Regions from separate parts of the Homo sapiens genome. Here region 2 is linked to region 1. A link is a loop called in an ENCODE intact Hi-C map of the cell type or tissue named here. Cell type or tissue: heart right ventricle. All regions are shown on one strand. Links, peaks and the distances in the headings refer to the core of each region. The heading gives the core; the rest is flanking DNA.

Region 1 (8,507 bases), core at 279-8,278:
CAGCTCCCCACCCTGCGGCCATCTGTCTGGCTGCCCCTGTGTCTCACCCAAGCAGACCGCCCAGTGTCCACTGGCTGGAGCTGGTTCCCTGTGGCCGGCCACTTCCCCTTCCTGTGTCTGGCTCCAAGTCCCTTCCTGTTTTCTTTATCATGGGAACGTGTGTTGGGGATAAACAACTAGAGTCCCCTGCTCCTGAGGCCACTGCACATGTGCAAGAATGTGTGTAAGTGGATGTGTGTGTGATGCCTGTGTGTCCACTGGGACACGTACACAGGTGCAGTGGGCACGTGTGGGAGAGTGTGTGCATGCAAGGATGTGTAAGTGAACGTGTGTGATGATGCACGTGTGTGCACGGGTGCATGGCAGCGGGCACATGTGTGGGGGAGTGCGTGTGCATGTGAGAATGTGTGGGTGTGTGTGCCCATGGGAGCTTGTGATGTCCACGTGCGGGAGTGTGTCTGCGTGTCGGGTGTGTGTGTGCATGATGCGCCTCCTGCAGCTCACCCTGAAGCTGCAACAGTTTGTGTGCCCGCTGGCCCCCGAGGGCTCACCTATGTGTGATTTGGCTGGTCTCAATAGCTACTCCACGGTCACCATGATGGGGCAGGTGCTGCAGGGGCCTGAACAAGCTCTGGGGGCAGCCTCTCAGGGCCCACAGGCTTGTGGGTGGAGGGCGCTGGTGAAGGAACTGAGGTCAGGAAGGAAGGGCAGGTGGTCAGCGAGGACCTCTGAGAGTCATCCACACAGAGACCTGGGAAGTGAGGAATGGGGATGGGGATGGATAGGATAAGATGGGCCTAGCGGTGGGAAAGAGCTCGGGCACCCAGGAATGGTTCGAGATGGCCAGACAGTGGTGTGAAATCTGGTCGGGCAGGAGTTGGGGTCATTGGAAGGGCATGGGGCAAAGGGAGGGGCACACATATACTGATGCCTGTGGGGCCCAGCCCAGAGCCAGTGCCCTTCCTGGGTTCCCTGAGACACCACAGCATCATGCCACTTCCCAGGGGAGGCTCTGCAGTGACTGCTCACCCACGGTGTGCCCAGGCCCCTCCCCGGCTGCCACCGCCTGGAGGAAGGCCAGTCCCTGGGTTCCCACACTGTTTGGCCAGCCAGCACCAGCACTGGCGGGAAAGTGTCCCTGGAGGGACAGAGGAGGGTCAGTGATCAAAGGTGGAGGGGCAGCCAAGTGTGGCGGGGGTCAGGGAAGAGGCCCCGCTTCCCACCCGTACCTCCCCCACCGCTGACACCTGCTGCCCCGCACTCACCCGGCCCTGGCTGGGCCTCAGGAGTGCAGCCTCTCCCTGCTGGAGACCCCTCAGACTTGGGTTCCCCCTGTACACAGAGCCAGGACAGGTGAGGAGCAGGGAGCCTCACGTGGGGCCTTGGTGGCCACGACTTGAAGGACAATGGATGTCCACACTGGATGGCCCCAAGCTCCTGGCTGTGTGGCCTTGGGCAGGTTAGCCCATCTCGCTGGACGTGGGGTGAGGACAGAACGCATGCCACACGGCAGGGGCCCAGCCCACGGCGACGCGTCTGATGTTTGTCCACTGCCTTGGGTTCAAAGAGACACCTCCTTGTAGTCCAGGTCAGGCCTGACACACCAGCTCCACACAGAGCATGAGACACACACGGATGTGGAGACTCATCCGCACAGCCTCACACACTGGGGGCCAGACAGATACCCGGAGACAAGGGAACAGGAACACGAAGAGGTACGGAGAGACACGCAGAGACACACATCTGCACGTGGGGCTCACATGCACGCACACACGTGCACCTGCTCCAGCAAAGCTCTGCGAGCTGGTTCCAAACACCCAGGGCCCCCTGTCCAGCCCAGGCACCCCTGACTGACCGCTGCCTGGGTGGCCTTGGGCAACCCTCCCAGCGTCCAGGCTCCCAGCCAGGAAAGAAGCCCGCGAGGCGCATGCAGCTGCACCGGGTGTTCCTGGGCTGAGGGTGTGGGCAGCTCCTGGCTTCCTTGGGCTATCCCCTCACCTCTGGGGTGGCGGCCAAGGAGCCACTGTCATTTGGGAGGGGGCAGGGAGGTGATGGGGAGGCCTCCCAGGTTCAGGCTCCTGGGCTCAACAGCAGGGGCAAGGGCCCCAGGGACAGCCCACCGCACCCTCTGCCCTCTGGCCCTGAGATGGGGCAGGCCGCCACCTCTCGGAGCCTCGTCTGTAGCACAGGGGCCTGGAGGTACAGGAAAGCTGGCTCAGGGTTGGCCGTACAGCGCGCCCAACAGTTGACGCTCATGGCCAGCACAGTGTGACTCGAATCATCGGGGATCCTCACCCAGTGTCTGCCACTGGCCGATGGGCTCTTGCCCTGGGCCCAGGGTGCTCCTGTGCGGGCTGCTGCTCATGCCGGTCTCTGCCTGGCCTCGCCCTGGGCCCATGGAGCCCCATCCAGGGCAGGCTCCAAACGGGATGCAGCTAGCAGGTGTCCTGCACAGGGACCTGCAGCCTTACCCTTGGCACCCAGAATTAGCAGGCTGCCTCCCGCAGGGTGGGGGGGACCCCTCTGCCTGGCCACCCGGGGTCTGGTCCCCGCAGGGGCTGCCCAAGAAGTGAGCACCAGGTAGGTGACTATGGTTTTCTCTGGTGAGAAGGATTTACTGGGGAGAGGCTGCGTTCCAGAAGAAATGAGTGTTTTTAAAGCTCCAAGCCAAGGCAGGGCCTTGACTCTGTCCCTCCCCACCCCTGGCCCTGGATTCAGAGAAATGACCCTCCCTCCCACTGTGAGTCCCCTTCCGTCTGCCAGAAATACCCCCAGTGACTGCCGGGGAGGGTGCGGGTGGGGGTGGGGGTTATTTTTGGACATCCAGAGATGCCTGAGGCTGGAGCCCGGGGTGAGGCTGGAGCCCGGGGTGAGGTCCGGAGCCCAGGGTGAGGTCTGGGCAGATGTGAATTTAGTCACTCCAACTGACTGGACCAGCATAAGGCGCTCGGTGCCCGCTCAGCCAGGACTGCCAGGAGGGGCCGGCTCAGGCTTCTGCCAAGTCCCATCCAGAACCTTCCCAGGTGGGCAGCTAATTGCTGGGACACAGGGCATGGTCCTCTGTCTACCCACATTGGCTGTCACTGAAGCCCAGCAGAGCCACCGCCTCCAGCCCCAGCACCCAGAGCACAGAGGAAGAAAACCTCCCACCTGGCCATAGCTGGGCCAAGGCTCTCACCCCACACCCGGCAGCCCAAGGTTCCTGAAGCCACCCCCAACCCAGCCTAGGCTCCTAGGCACCCTAGAGGGCTGGGCCAGCTCAGGGTCTCCAGCCGCAGGTCGCTAGGGCAGAGGGCAGGGAGGTTTCCAAAGGTTTTCAGAGTTCAGCAGCTCAGCCCTGGGTAAGCTAGTGCCTGGGGAAGGCGGGCCCCCAGGAATGTGCAGGCTGGAAGCCTCCTGCCGGGACGCGAGCGTAGATCAAACACGTCCAGGTTTACAGAGAAGGGGACAGGCTCAGAAAAGGCTGCCACTGGCCGAGGTCACAAGAGAGGGAGTGGCAGGGCAGGGCGGGGCCCGCAGTCTCTGGAGCCGCTTAGTGAGGGCATCCCCCGGGCCTCCCCGGTGGCAGCAGCAGCCTGCACCCCGCCCGAGCCCCCCGACCCCACGCACTTCCCGCCAGAGCTGCGCGTTCCCGCCCGGCGCGCCTCCCGGCCGGCCTGCCAGCGCCCCAGACCCAGGCCCGGCTCCCGGCGAGGCCTGCGGACCCACCCGCCAAGCGACCGCTACACCCGCCCGGGGGGCCGTGCCTGCGCCCCCAGCAGCTGCCAGACCTCACCGCGCCTCGGGAGCCCCATCTGTGAAATGGGGGTGGCTATCCCACCCCTACGCCGTGGCCAGAGCTTGCCACTGCCGACCCCCGGCCTCCCCGCTGACCCCGCTTCCGGGAGCGGGGCTGGCGTCCCCTCGGCCCACCCACTCCGCGCCTCGGGACCCTCCGCGCCTGGGGCCGGCGCCGCCCGCTCGGCCTGGGCGGGAGGGCGAGCCCGAGCTCTGCGCCAGCGCGCCACCGTGCGGGTCTTCCGGGGACTGCGCCGCCTTGCCTGCAGAAAAGCCCTCCCTTCCCTGCAGGTGACAATGACCAGACTCACAGTGCCAGAGCCCGACCCTCGTGTGGACACTAATTCCCCTCCAACCCTAGGAAGTGGGTCCTATTATTTGTCCTCCCTTACAGATGGGGAAACTGAGGCCCAGGCAGGTGGGGGCAGGATTTGACCCCAGGTAGCCTTGCTGCACAGCCTTGGGTTTAATCCTATCCATCTTGCCTGGGTCCCGGGGGTCAGCTTCACCTGGACTGGCGGCACCGGCCCATGCACATTGGGATCTACTGGGAGACTTAAAAAGAAAACAGTTGGGCCAGGCGCGGTGGCTCACGCCTGTAATCCCAACACTTTGGGAGGCCTAGGAGGGTGGATCATCTGAGGTCAGGAGTTCGAGACCAGCCTGGCCAACATGGTAAAACCCCGTCTCTACTAAAAAAATATATTAAATACAAAAATTAGCTGGGCGTCATGGCACATGCCTGTAATCCCAGCTACTCCAGAGGCTGAGGAACCCAGGAGGCGGAGGTTGCAGTGAGCAGAGATTGTGCCACTGCACTCCAGCCTGGGCAACAAGAGTAAAACTACATCTCAAAAAAGAAAAAAGAAAAAGAAGAGTTTCTGGGCCCCACCCCAGAGGCTGATTCACCTGGCCCAGGTGGCTTCCCCATGCAGCATGGACTGAGAGCCACCTGCCCCTCACAGAAAGCCCAGTCTATGGAAGAGGAAGTGGCTCAGAAAGGAAGGGCAGGATGGCCCCACCGGCAGTGACAGTGGGGCTGGGGGGTTCTGGCTCTGCACTTCCCAGCCATCTGGGATTCCTGGGGCGTGCAGAAGACAAGCCCAGGCCTGCAGGGATAGGGCATGCTGAGCCTGTGGAAGGCCACTGGATGCAAAGGGCCATGGGTTCAAGTGCTGACTCCACTATGGCCCAGCTGTGGCTCTGGCCTGGACTTCCCCATCTGTGAAATGGGGCATAGTTGGCTCCTGTTTCCTGGCAGGATTTGAAGAAATCATGGTGTGAAGGCTCAGGCTCAGCAACAGACAGATATTTGCCAAATCAGGGGATGGTCAAGCCGGGAACTTGAAGTCTCTGGAGGGAGCCGATCCCTCCAGGCCCCTCCAGACAATGCTGGGTTGCATTGCTGCAGTACTGAGGCTTGGTGGCCTGTGGCCCTTTTAGATGGACTGTGAAGGAGGTGCTGTACTGTGGGGACTAGGCCCAGCCACAGCAGGAGGCAGAGGGCATGGACTGTGGGAAGCGTGGGCAGGTGTGTGGGTACTGGTGAACCTCAGAGACTCAGAGAAGGGCTGCAGAGGGCGGAGTGGGGGGCACAGCAGAGCAGGTCGGGGAACAGTGCCCAGCTGGGGGCTTGGGAACAGGACGCTGGGAGACAGCAGCATTTGGGGTGGCTGTGGGAAGGGGCTGCTTCTGGCCAGGGATGAGTTTGACCAGGTGGCTGGAGGCTGAGCCCGGGCATACCATTCTCAAAGTGAGTGGTGAGTTTGGGGGCCCCTCAGACAGCGAGCTGGAAATGGAGAGGGTGGAGGGTGCAGCTTGATGATGGGCTGGCCAGGTGCCCACGTGGTCAGGCGAGGTGCTAGGGGAGCAGGAGGACCCTCGCTCTGCAAGAACGCTGCAGTTCTCGAGGCATCCCGGGGCCCGACCCTCTGCCCAGAGGCCGGGGTGTGCATTCTCAGGGCCCACCTGGGCTGGGGAGAGGGGCAGGCTGGGAACCCAGACACTTGTCTCCTCCATTCTCAGAGCCACACCAGGCCCCACCTGTACTGAGCATGTCACTCCCGCCCCTGAGTCTCAGTTTCCTTATCTGCTTGATGGGACCATCCCTTGGAGCTATCATTCAAGACTGCGGCAAGGACCGAAGGAGGCCAACAATGCACATCACGGGCCGGCACACATCTGTGCCTTCCCTGTTTGGGGAGGGGGTCTTCCCAGGGGGCACATGGCCCAGGCAGGGGAGAGGGCAGCTTTTTCTTTTTTTTTTTTTAGACGGAGTCTCACTGTCGCCCAGGCTGGAGTGCAGTGGTGCGATCTGGGCTCACTGCAACCTCTGCCTCCCCGGTTCAAGCGATTCTCCTGCTTCAGACTCCAAGTAACTGGAATTACAGGCACCCAACCATCATGCCCGGCTAATTTTTGTATTTTTAAGTAGGGACAGGGTTTCGCCATGTTGGCCAGGCTGGTCTTGAACTCCTGACCTCGGGTGATCCTCCCACCTTGGCCTCCCAAAGTGATGGAATTACAGGCGTGAGCCACCGCACCGGGCCATGAGGGCGCTTTTTCTCTCTGCACAAAGACAAGCTCCCAATGGCCGAAGGAGAAACTCAGGGCAGGACCTCTTCCTTGGATGAGCTCAGAGGACACGGCCCTGGAGAGGAAGGGACGGCTTCTCCCATCACCACCACGAGGGATGCAGTCTCACCTGCCCTGCCCCCCTGCCAGGTCAGGAGGGCAGCAGGTGCCCACAGGCACGGGGCTCAGCTCCACCAAGCTGCTCCCAAGAGAGGCCCAGGGGCCTCTCTGACCTCTCAAATCCAGCTCTCAGAGCCAGTCACCCACCCAGGCCCAACCTCACACAACACCCAGGGGCATGGCCGTGAATACAGCACAGGGAACAGGCTGGTAACCTGGGGCAGTCTCTCCCAAGGCAGCGTTGTCAGGGCATCTGCGGGGCATCTGCGGGCTGGTGGCTTCCAAAGCTGTGCCAGCCTCCGCATCTCCCCCTTTTCACAGACGAGCAAGCTGAGGCGAGAGCGCATGGCCTGGTTCCAGGTCATTCATGCAGTCAACACACATTTATTGAGCATCGACTCTGTGCCGGGCCCTGGGTGGGCACAGGGGGCTCAGAGACAAATCACACGCAGACCCTACCCTTGAGGCGCTGACAGCCTGGCAGGGCAATTGGTCACGTCAACGGACACTCACGATACAGTGTGGTCAGTGTGGTGTTAGAGGTAGCACAGGTGACCGAGGGAGCACAGAGGAGGGGCCCCTGCCGGCGGGGGGTGGCAAGGAGGGCTTCTTGGAGGAGGTGACCCCTGAAGAGGGCTTTAGGGAGTGAGCAAGAGTTAGGGTGTCTCGTCTGAGCAAGTGGCCTGTGCAAGGGCTCAGTGGTAGGGACAGTGGTGGTGGCTGGGAGTTGGGCAAGGGCCAGTCCAGGAAGGGCCATGGAGTCCGCAGGCGACAGGGAGCGCTGAGGGGTGTGAAGCAGGCGGTCGGCAGAGGGCCCGCTGGAAGCCAGCGTGAAGGGTGGCCCAGGGGACGGGGCAGGGGAGAAGGGTGGGTGGCCGTGGGCAGCAGAGGTGGGCGGGCACGGCCCTTGCCCGAGGAGTCTCGTCCTGCCTGGAGGCCCCCTCAGCAGGGGGGTGGTGGGGGTGCGGGCTGCCAGCCGCGGGGCCGCAGGGTGCACAGCACGGGGTCCAGTGGCTTGAGTGTGGCCTGCTCCTGCAGCCCGAAGCGCTGCCCGGGCACCAGCCGGAACTCCAGCCTCTGCAGCAGCTTTGCCATGACCACCTTCACCTCCATCTGGGCCCAGCGGGCAAAATGAGGAAGGAATGAAGGAGCAAAGACAGAATGAGTGAGTGAATGAGCAGCAAATGTCACAGCCGGCTCTCCTCCTGGAGAGCCTGTGAGAGCCTGGGGAGCCTCCTGTTTTGCGCTCTCCTCCGTGCAAAACACAGCCAGTCCTCTGGGTCTGGCTCCGCTGGGTCCCGAGCCCACAGCCCAGCAGCCCCAGAGCAGGGGTTCGGAGATGCTTCCCGGCTCAGGATGAGCCCCCACCCCTGCAGCTACTCCTGGGCAGAACCACAGCCCTGCCCCTCCTACCTGAGCAAACTGCTGCCCGATGCAGGAGCGGTGGCCCAGGGAGAAGGGGAAGTAGGTGAACCGTGGCCTGCAGGGAAAGAGAGGAATCACGAGGCCAGCAGCCCCAGGCGTCCCCACAGGAACAACATAAGGAAGACAGTAGTTAACCCAGGTCTGGATGAACACAGACTTTGAGCCAGGGGCTGGGCACTTTGCATGCAAAGCATGAACCGCTGACTCTGCCGAGGGCTGGATCTGCATTCTTTTTCTCCTCCTTTTACCCTCCTGGAAGGAACTGCTGTTGTCCCCATTTCACAGATGGAGAAACTGAGGCTCAGAGGGGCAAAACAACTCACTCCAGGTCATAAATTTACATCCAGCTCTGGGCAGAGCCTGGATCTGAACACTCAGGCAGGCTGTGGAGTCCAGCTCTTCCCACCATGGCTTCGGTACCTTAACGCGTTGACCCCCACAGCAACTTGCAGATGCAGCCACGGATGGTCCCATTTCTCAGACAGGAACCTCAAGGCTTGGGGAGGTGAAGTCACCCAGCTTCCCAGTATTTGGTGCTGCTTATGAGCATGAGCTTTAGAACCAGACTGAGCTGGGGCCAGACCCCTGCTCTGCCACTTGGGCAAGTTACT
Region 2 (8,507 bases), core at 315-8,314, 79 kb before region 1:
CCAGGATTTCTCTTGCGTGAGACCGTCCCCTGTTCCTCCCTCACTGAGAAACACAAAATTGACAGGGCTGATATTTCAAAGCGTACAAAACTGGTTCAGCCATACCCATAATCCTTCTGCTTGGCAAAACAAGATTAATCAGCTTTCCTCAAGAAAGACGGCTAACTACGGTTCCTGGGCCAAACAGAGTACTACATTTCAAAGGGTGGCACCCAATTTATTCAGCCTTAGGAGAAGGATGTGGAGGTTACGCAGTGTGGAACAGATTTTTTACAGAGTAAATGAGAGAGCCTTTGGTTTAGGGCCCCTCTGCCTGCTCACTGCTTGTTAGCTATGCATCAGGAAAGAGAATTATTACACTTAGAAACACTTTATCTGTTTACTTGCTTTTAAAACCACGTAAGAATGTTCAGCTAAAGAAAAGTAAATTGCACCAAAGCTGTTGGCAGCTGAGATACTAGTCACTGGGAACTCCAAACAAACAATTCTGAGCCTCTATTCAAAGGTGTTTATTATTTCCTTGACCCCTGAAACTTTCTGCAACCCTGCAGAGGAGGAAGGCTGACTCCCCTCCCTACCCCACCTGCTTCCAACCTCCCCTAAATCCTGACACTCTGAGCCTCTTTGGTATGGAAGACACCTCTGAGCCAGGCAAAGTGAAGAGCCGATTGTACAGGGAGGGCCGTGGGACAATGCATGTGGGGAGGCGCATTGTGCAGCCGAGGAATGGTCACTGGGAGGTGGACGGCAGGGAAGAGATCTGACAGCACCTCAATGCTGTGTACCACTATGTCAGCCTCAAAAAAGCATCGTCACCTGGATGCTGCCTGGCATCTACCTTTTTAGAGTTAGGTTAGAAAATATTCATTTGGCTGACTTCCTTTCTCAGTGTATGTCCAGCTGTTTCGTTATCACAGAGAGACAGCCTCATGAATGTCTTTGGTTGGGCACCCACATGGCGCCTGGTGATGAAGGGGCTGGGCATGCACAGTCAGGCCTCCCTGACTGCATCAGCAACCCTAACCCCCTGAATTACCAGCAATACATCTCCCCACTGTACAAACTCCAACACACACGTACTGTTCACCTATTAAACTAGGCAATGCAGAGTTCTCAAAGATGAATGAATACCAAGGGGGCTTAGCTCTTGAGATGTCAGACAGGAGAGTAGAGAAATAAGTACGGGTGACTCTTGAACACTGTGGGTTTCAACTGCGCAGATCCACTTACACAGGAATTTTCTGCCACCTGTGCCACCTCTGAGACAGCAAGACCAACCCTTCCTCCTCCTCAGCCTATTCAATGTGAAGACAATGAGGTTGAAGACCTTTGTGATGATCCACTGCCACTTATGAATAGTACATGTATTTTCTCTTCCTTATGATTTTTCTTTATTTTCTTTCTTTCCTTCCTTTCTCTCTCTCTCTCTCTTTTTGAGACATAGTCTCATTCCTGTTGCCTAGTCTGGAGTGCAGGGATGTGATCTTGGCTCACTGCAGCCTCAACCTTCCAGTTTCAAGCAATCCTCCACCCCAGCCTCTTAAGTAGCTGGGACTATAGGTTCGTGCCACAAAGCCTGGCTAATTTTTTTTTTTTTTTTTTTTTGGTAGAGACAGGGTTTTATCGTGTTGCCCAGGCTGATCTAAAACTCCTAGGGTCAAGTGATCCTCCCGCCTTGGCCACCCAAAGTGTTGGGATTACAGGCATGAGCCACCCAACTCGGCTTGATTTTCTTAGTAACATTTTCCTTTCCCTAGCTCACTGTATTGTAAGAATACAGTATACAATACATATAACATACAAAATATGTGTTAATCGACTGCTTGTATTATTGGTAAGGTTCCGGTCAATAGTAAGCTGTTAGTAGTTAAGACTTTGAGGAGTCAAATGTTACACTCAACACAAGGCACAGTGGCTCGAACCTGTAATCCCAGAACTTTGGGAGGCCGACGTGGGTGGATCACTTGAGCCCAGTGAGTCAAGGCTGCAGTGAGCTGTGATCAACCACTGCACTCTAGCCTGGGTGATAGAGCGAGACCCTGTTTCAAAAAACAAAAACCCAAAAAAACAAAAAAAAAACCCCTATTATACATGAATTTTTAACTGTGCTAGGGCTCAGCACCCCCTAACCCCTGCGTTGTTCAAGGGTCAACCGTGTATGAGGTGAACATCATAAGAGACGGGGAGAACCACCATATGGGATCCCAGACAGACATATCTGGATGTAGGAAAAGAGGAAGAAGAATCAGAAATACTTTACCATGTGATCAGAGTTTTTTCTTTAACTGACAATAATTGTATATATTTAGGGGGTACAATGCAATGCTTTGATACATGTATATGTATGTGGATGATTACATCAAGCTAATTAACATACCCATCACATCACATATGTATCATTTTTTTGTGCTGAGAACATTTAAGATCCACTCCTTTAGCAATTTTGAAACATGTAATATGTTATTATTAACTATAGTCACCAGATTGAGTTTCACAATTCACAAAGCAGTCACATAGATTATTTCACTTAAGAGTTGCAAGGATTAGGAAGGAATCCCACTTTATGGCATAGAAAACTGAGCCACAAGGTCACGTGATTTGTCCCGGGTATCTGAAAAAGCCACTGCTTCAAGTGGGTTGGGGTTAGAAAATAGCTGAGTCTTAACAAATAATGCAGAGGGCCTATGAAAGCCGCAGAACAGGAAAAGCCACGAGGATTGGAATCTGCAGATGTGGAGAAGCTATTTAGCCCTCAGTTTCCTCATCTATGAAAAGGGCCAACACCAGCTGGTCCACTGAATGGTTGCGAGGACGAAATGAAACACTGCAACAAAACCATAAACCGCAGATGTTACACTCATGTGAAGTGTCACTGCTACTTTTCACAAGCCAAGCACAGGTCTTCTTATGGCAGATACATAAATTCCTGTTGAACAAAGAAATGAAGGAAGGAAGGAACCCATGAATTTAGCAAAGTCAACAGAGTCTCCCTGAACTTTGTTTTCATGGGCCTGGACTCTGGTACAGCCTGGCTCTGTAGCATCTGGCTGGTTCTGAAGGACACGGTGACAGGTGAATGCTGTAAAATGGCCTTGCAGTTCCCCCAGGGGCGCCAGCTTCCTACACGCCAGGCTTCCACGTAAACATCACTCAAACACTGGGGAGTGTCCGCAGATACAAGTCAGCAGCAGTGCCCTGACTGGGCCGCATTGCAGCAGGAACCACCCAGGAACCAGACGCGGTACAGGGCCGGCTCGGCTGTCTGGTTATACTGGTCTGGAAACCCTTCCTCAAATCCCTGGGGCCTGAAATGTTTTTGAACTCAGATTCAGACTTTAAAACGGAAGTCCAGGGCATACACCATACATTAGCCAATATCCCAGAAGGGCCTAGGACAAGACCCATAGTCACATTCAAAAATACCTCTACAGAAAAGCAGAACTTTCACACTAAAAGAAATGAACACAAACGATTAAAAGCCACATGTTTCAATTCAGAGGAGTTCTCCCCACCCATCAAATGATTTCAGATCAGGCCAAATCCAACTAGCAAACAAGTTACCAAAAAACATCTGGGTTTCACAGCTTTCTGGATGTTGAAATCGCAGATAAGACGTTGCAGGCCTGACTCAAGGGCTGTTAAATCTCAAGGCATCTGCCATACACCCAGGGCTGGGATGGACCCAGAAAGCTGGCAGTGCACGGCCGAGGTTCCCAGGGTGCCGACCAGGGCGCCTGTCCAAGTGCTGGACACAGCTTCTGGGCATGCTGTCTCATCCCTTACTTCAGCCAGAATGGAAAATTGCGTGAGTAAGTATGCGCTACTGCAAAGTCAGCAGCTTCCCCGCCCCTTTAACATACAGCAGATTGTGCTTTGAGGGAGAAGAGGAATTAAATAAATAAATAAATAAAATAAAAAACAAGCCACTTTACCTACAATGTGGCCTGAAGAACAAGGTCAAAGTTTGATAAATATGATATTTAAGCAGATAGGGGAATTGAAAATGTTCAGAAAATGTTACAGAATGTCGGGGTTTCTTAAAGCAGGGCATAACAATTTTCAAGGTGCAGGGAAAAAAATAACAAAATTTGCAAAAATTCAATTATCTATAGCGTATTTTCTCTTTTTATAAAGGTATAGATTACCAGGTCAACACGGATGCTAACATGAAGACAACAAATAGAAAGCCACTTGGTATAGTTCAAAGAAACCTGGGGTTTTTTTCGGGAGACCTAGGATCGAGATGTGGTCCTCACTGAACTATTTGGCCTTGGCTAAGTTACTCAGCACCCATCAGCTTCCCTGATTACATGTAAGATAAATATGATAAAGTAGTATTTTACTTACCTTAGAGTTTGGTTGTGAGAATTAAGTGAGAAACAGATCTGAAGGTGCTTTAAAAACTGTAAAATATTAGAAAGGAGATCATTTTATATTGGGGTTATGTTCTAAGGGCAGTGAATTGGATGGAAAATAGAGTGTGTTGAAATTACTCTTGAAAAATTCCCCAGATAGTCCACAGTGTGGAGCATACGTGGTTTTGTGTAAACTGTATCATCTCTCAGCAAATCCCTCCAAGACTGGAATAGATTCCTGTTTGGGGAGTTAAATACACACCGTGGTTGGCCTGCATTTAGAGACCATTTTGAACAAAAATAGAAAAATAAACAAAATTAAATAATATATATTGTTTTTCACTAAATACGTATATAATATATGTGATCCATGAATGCTGGAAGTTCTTACACTCTGACTCCAACCTACAGTAATTAGGAGGCTTTGCCACCTATGACTGTGTGTTATTTTATTACCGTACACAATGAAGAAATGTTTCTGGTATTACTGAAAAGCTTCTCAGGATCCAGAAGTTCTCTCCTTGTCTCTTATAATAATTTAAAGATAACACAGCTCTTTGCATAATTTCAGCATCTGATTTTTCATTCAACAAGAATGTACTGGAGACAAACTCCCTGCGAGGCACTGTGCAGAGCAGGGGAAAGAAGCAAACGAAAGAAAAAGACAACACAGCGCCCCTGCCCTCAAGGAACTCACTAGCTGATGGTGGCAACAAAGGCCCTCACAGCTGACCACGGTGCAGGGCAGAGGGAAACCAGCAGTGATCAGAGGGGTATGTATCATAATTCAGAAACGCAGAGGAAAGACCAAGTAATCCGGGACAGATGAGGGAAGACTTCACCCCAGGGATAGTCTGTAGGCCGGGTCTTAAGGCATGAACAGTATTTAAATACGGAAAAAGGAGGGGCTCGTGACTGATAAAGCATGACCACAGAGTCCTGGAAACTCTTGGCACACAGTAAGCAGAGGGGTGTGGTAAGACCACAAATCTAACATTTATGAGATACCTACTAGGCATCAGGAATGAGGATAAGTCAACCCAGCTGTAACCATCAAGACAACACTAAGGTGACACTTACTACTAAGTCCTAGCATCTTGATTCTAGACAACGCTGTGCTGGAGCTCTCAAGCCTGCCCTGCAGACCCCGTCTCCACCCTCTCTCCCCTGCGTGGGCTGCATCAACAGGCTTCCCCTTGGGTAGGAGCAGTGGAGGGGAAGGAGGGAGGGGAGTGAGGTCAGGGTTTCTTCCTGGGGTAGGGTTGCTGTCACAGCTCCTGTCTGGCGGCTCTGTCCACCCAGCCCTCTCTGAACCCAGGTCTGGTAACTGCCCCTCTGCCCCTTCAGGCCTAGGGTGGGACTGTGCCTGCTGTACCAGTCCTGGCCACTACCCCAGCCCTTGTGGTCTCCCTATACCTTGCACCAACCTTCACAACAGTGACTTTGTCACAATCGCCTTAAATTGGCCATTGAGGGCACCATTGCTTCCTGCCAGGACTCTCTAGAATCGCCTTGCAGCCAGCTCTCCTTGTTAGAGCTGAGGAAACTGAGGCCAGGAAAGAATAAGTAATTATCCAAGTTCACACAGTCATTTCATTGAACAGCAGAATCAAGGCTGCAACCCAGATGTGTCTGTCTCCAAAGCCTATGCACTCCAACTCTGGGAAAGTAATTTGGTGGTAGATTACAGAGGATCACGAAAGAATGCACGTAATCTTTTGTGCTAATTCTCAAGAGTTCATTATTCGTCTGCACGTGTGCAGCCTGTGCCTGCTTGTCTCTTTAAACAGTCCTGCAAATGAGATGCTCCAATCAGGCGTTCACGGCATCAAACGGTGCCAAACGTACAAAAGCAATCCTTAAAAAAAAACAAAAACTCAGAGATATTCCAAGACTCCAGTCCAGATCCTTCCTAGATCCCGGGTCCTGCATCTGCTGTTTCTCTTCTTAGATTCTTAGCTAATTGGGAGAGAATGCATGTTATTGGCGATCAGAAGGCATATGTCATGAAATTTCTTTAGCAAACATATGCCCCTCATCATTTTTCTAAACAGCTCTAAATTTTTTCCCAGCTCTCCATTCCTAAAAGAGCTTAGACACTTGTCACCCTTCTTGGCTTGTCAGAGCAGCCAGTGTTGCTGTGCTTGGGTGTGAAGGGCAGCTCTGAATCCATGCCCTGTCTCCTCATACTTGGCACTACCCTTCTTGAGAGTGGTCTTGTACTGGCTCTTGCTTGGGGGAAGGAGCACACTTTCCATTAGAGATTCCAGAGACTGGCCAGGCGCAGTGGCTCATGCCTATAATCCCAGCATTTTGGGAGGCCAAGGTGGGCAGATCACCTGAGGTTGGGAGTTCGAGACCAGCCTGACCAACATGGAGAAACCTCATCTCTACTAAAAATACAAAATTAGCTGGGTGTGGTGGAGCATGCCTGTAATCCCAGCTACTCGGGAGGCTGAAGTAGGAGAATCGCTTGAACCCGGGAGGCAGAGGTTGCGGTGAGCCGAGATTAACGCCACTGCACTCCAGCCTGGGCAACAAGAATGTCTCAAAAAAAAAAAAAAAAAAAAAAAAGATTCTGGAGATCGGATACCAAAACTTTACACAGGAGGCTGAGCAGGGCTGCTTGTAATGCACGTGGGTGTGATCCGGTGACACATCTTCAGGCGTTCTGACAGCCTCAAATGTGCAGGTAATTATCCCACTTCTTGCCCAGGGCTTTGAACCTTTTAGTTAAACATTCAGTTTAGGATTCTGTAACTTCATGAAACTATTGTTTTCAAAAAAACATTCTGAAACTGAAGTAAGCCACTCCTAAAAAGACAAATATTGTGTGATTCCACTTACATGAGATATCTAAAGTAGTCAAATGCACAGAGACAAGAAAGTCGAATGCTGGACCAGGAGCTGGCGGGGGAGAGTGGGGAATTATGTAATGGGGACAGATTTCAGTTTGGGAAGATGAAAAGTTCTGCAGATGGATGGCAGTGATGGCTGCACAACAATGTGAATGTACTTAGCGCCATGAACTGTACACTTAAAAATGTGTAAGATGCTAAATTTTATATGTATTTTACCATGATTAAATTTTTTTTTGAAAAAAAAAGGGTTCTAGGGCTGGGTGTAGTGGCTCATGGCTGTAATCCCAACACTTTGGGAAGTTGAGGCAGGAGGATCACTTCAGCCCAGGAGTTCAAAACCAGCTTGAGGAACAAATCGAGACCCCATTTCCACAAAAAAATAAAAAAATTAGCTGGGCACGGTGGCATGTGCCTATAGTCCCAGCTACTTAGGAGGCTGATGCTAGAGGACTGCTTGGGCTGGGGAGGTCGAGGCTGCAGTGAGCCCAGCTCATATCACTGCGCTCCAGCCTGGGCAACAGACTGAGCCCTACCTCAAAAGATTTAAAAAAGAAGAAGAAGAAAAGAAAGAGAATAAGTAAATAGAATATGGCTGCTGATGAAACACTGAAAGAACTACAACTGTTAACAGAAAGACGGAAGAGTTTCACAAACACTAAGTCACAGCAGTTGGTGCGGGCTGCTAACAGAGAAAAGTTAAAATGTCCTAAGTAGGCACGACTCAAAGTACCATTTAATATTTCCACTCTGAACTCTTTTGTTCAACAAACTAGTACTGAGAGCCCACTGAGTCACATGAGCCAGAATGACATCCTACAGGTCCTCCTGGTCTGGTCGGTTAAGTGGAGCTGGCTATGCCCTGAGACACGTGGCCTGGGGCCTAAGGGGCACCCAGTGAGCTGCGCCTACATCTACCTGCCCTGAGGTTTCCCGTGGCATGGGAGCAGGGTTCTGAAGGACAAGGGAGCGGCTCCGTGAAGAAGGGGTAGGAAGGGACGCTGCAGGGAAGGCAAGGGCGCTCAGCATGTGGAATCCTGTACACAACAGCCTGGCACCTTCAGAAGCTACCAGAAGTCCAGGGTGGCTGCATCCAGGGCCCTGGGAGGAAAGGGTCAGGGAAGCAGGTGGCAAGTGGTTCCCAGAATCGGCCCTGAACCCCAAGAGTCATGGGGAACTTCCGGGGGATGCTGGGCAATTCAGAGATAAATGAGGTTTCCATTTTTAAAAGTGCTGAAGAAGTAGGATTTGAAGAAAAACAGGTGAAGACAAGGAAATCTGTTCAGAGACTCCT

What was found. Hi-C counts contacts between places; a loop is a spot of excess contacts. Peaks named below come from ENCODE experiments on the same cell type or tissue, not always from the same donor. Only the 100,000 strongest peaks of a DNase experiment are listed, where the experiment ranks them.
Region 2: it touches region 1 in a loop (2.7-fold over the local background); 67 of 110 quality-filtered maps call a loop at or near these places.

The regions. Positions count from the first base shown.
Region 1 is chr14:99,725,634-99,734,140 of GRCh38, reverse strand. CYP46A1 (cytochrome P450 family 46 subfamily A member 1) reads right to left here. Exons shown (of 15, transcript NM_006668.2): 14 at 7,885-7,951; 15 at 6,840-7,584. The coding sequence ends at 7,414. Among named protein-coding and RNA genes, the nearest start is that of CYP46A1, 46 kb to the right of the region's middle. RefSeq lists an enhancer at 1,720-2,579 and a silencer at 3,901-4,020. In heart right ventricle, for the core only: CTCF peaks have their summits at 3,795 and 4,007; DNase peaks (open chromatin) are centred at 1,800, 2,360, 3,450, 4,010 and 2 weaker places; H3K4me3 peaks cover 1,065 bases; H3K27ac peaks cover 2,163 bases; H3K27me3 peaks cover 1,282 bases.
Region 2 is chr14:99,804,739-99,813,245 of GRCh38, reverse strand. The region is part of intron 1 of EML1 (EMAP like 1); the gene reads right to left. Among named protein-coding and RNA genes, the nearest start is that of EML1, 16 kb to the right of the region's middle. In heart right ventricle, for the core only: no CTCF peak of the experiment used is centred there; DNase peaks (open chromatin) are centred at 3,142 and 3,685; H3K27ac peaks cover 2,775 bases.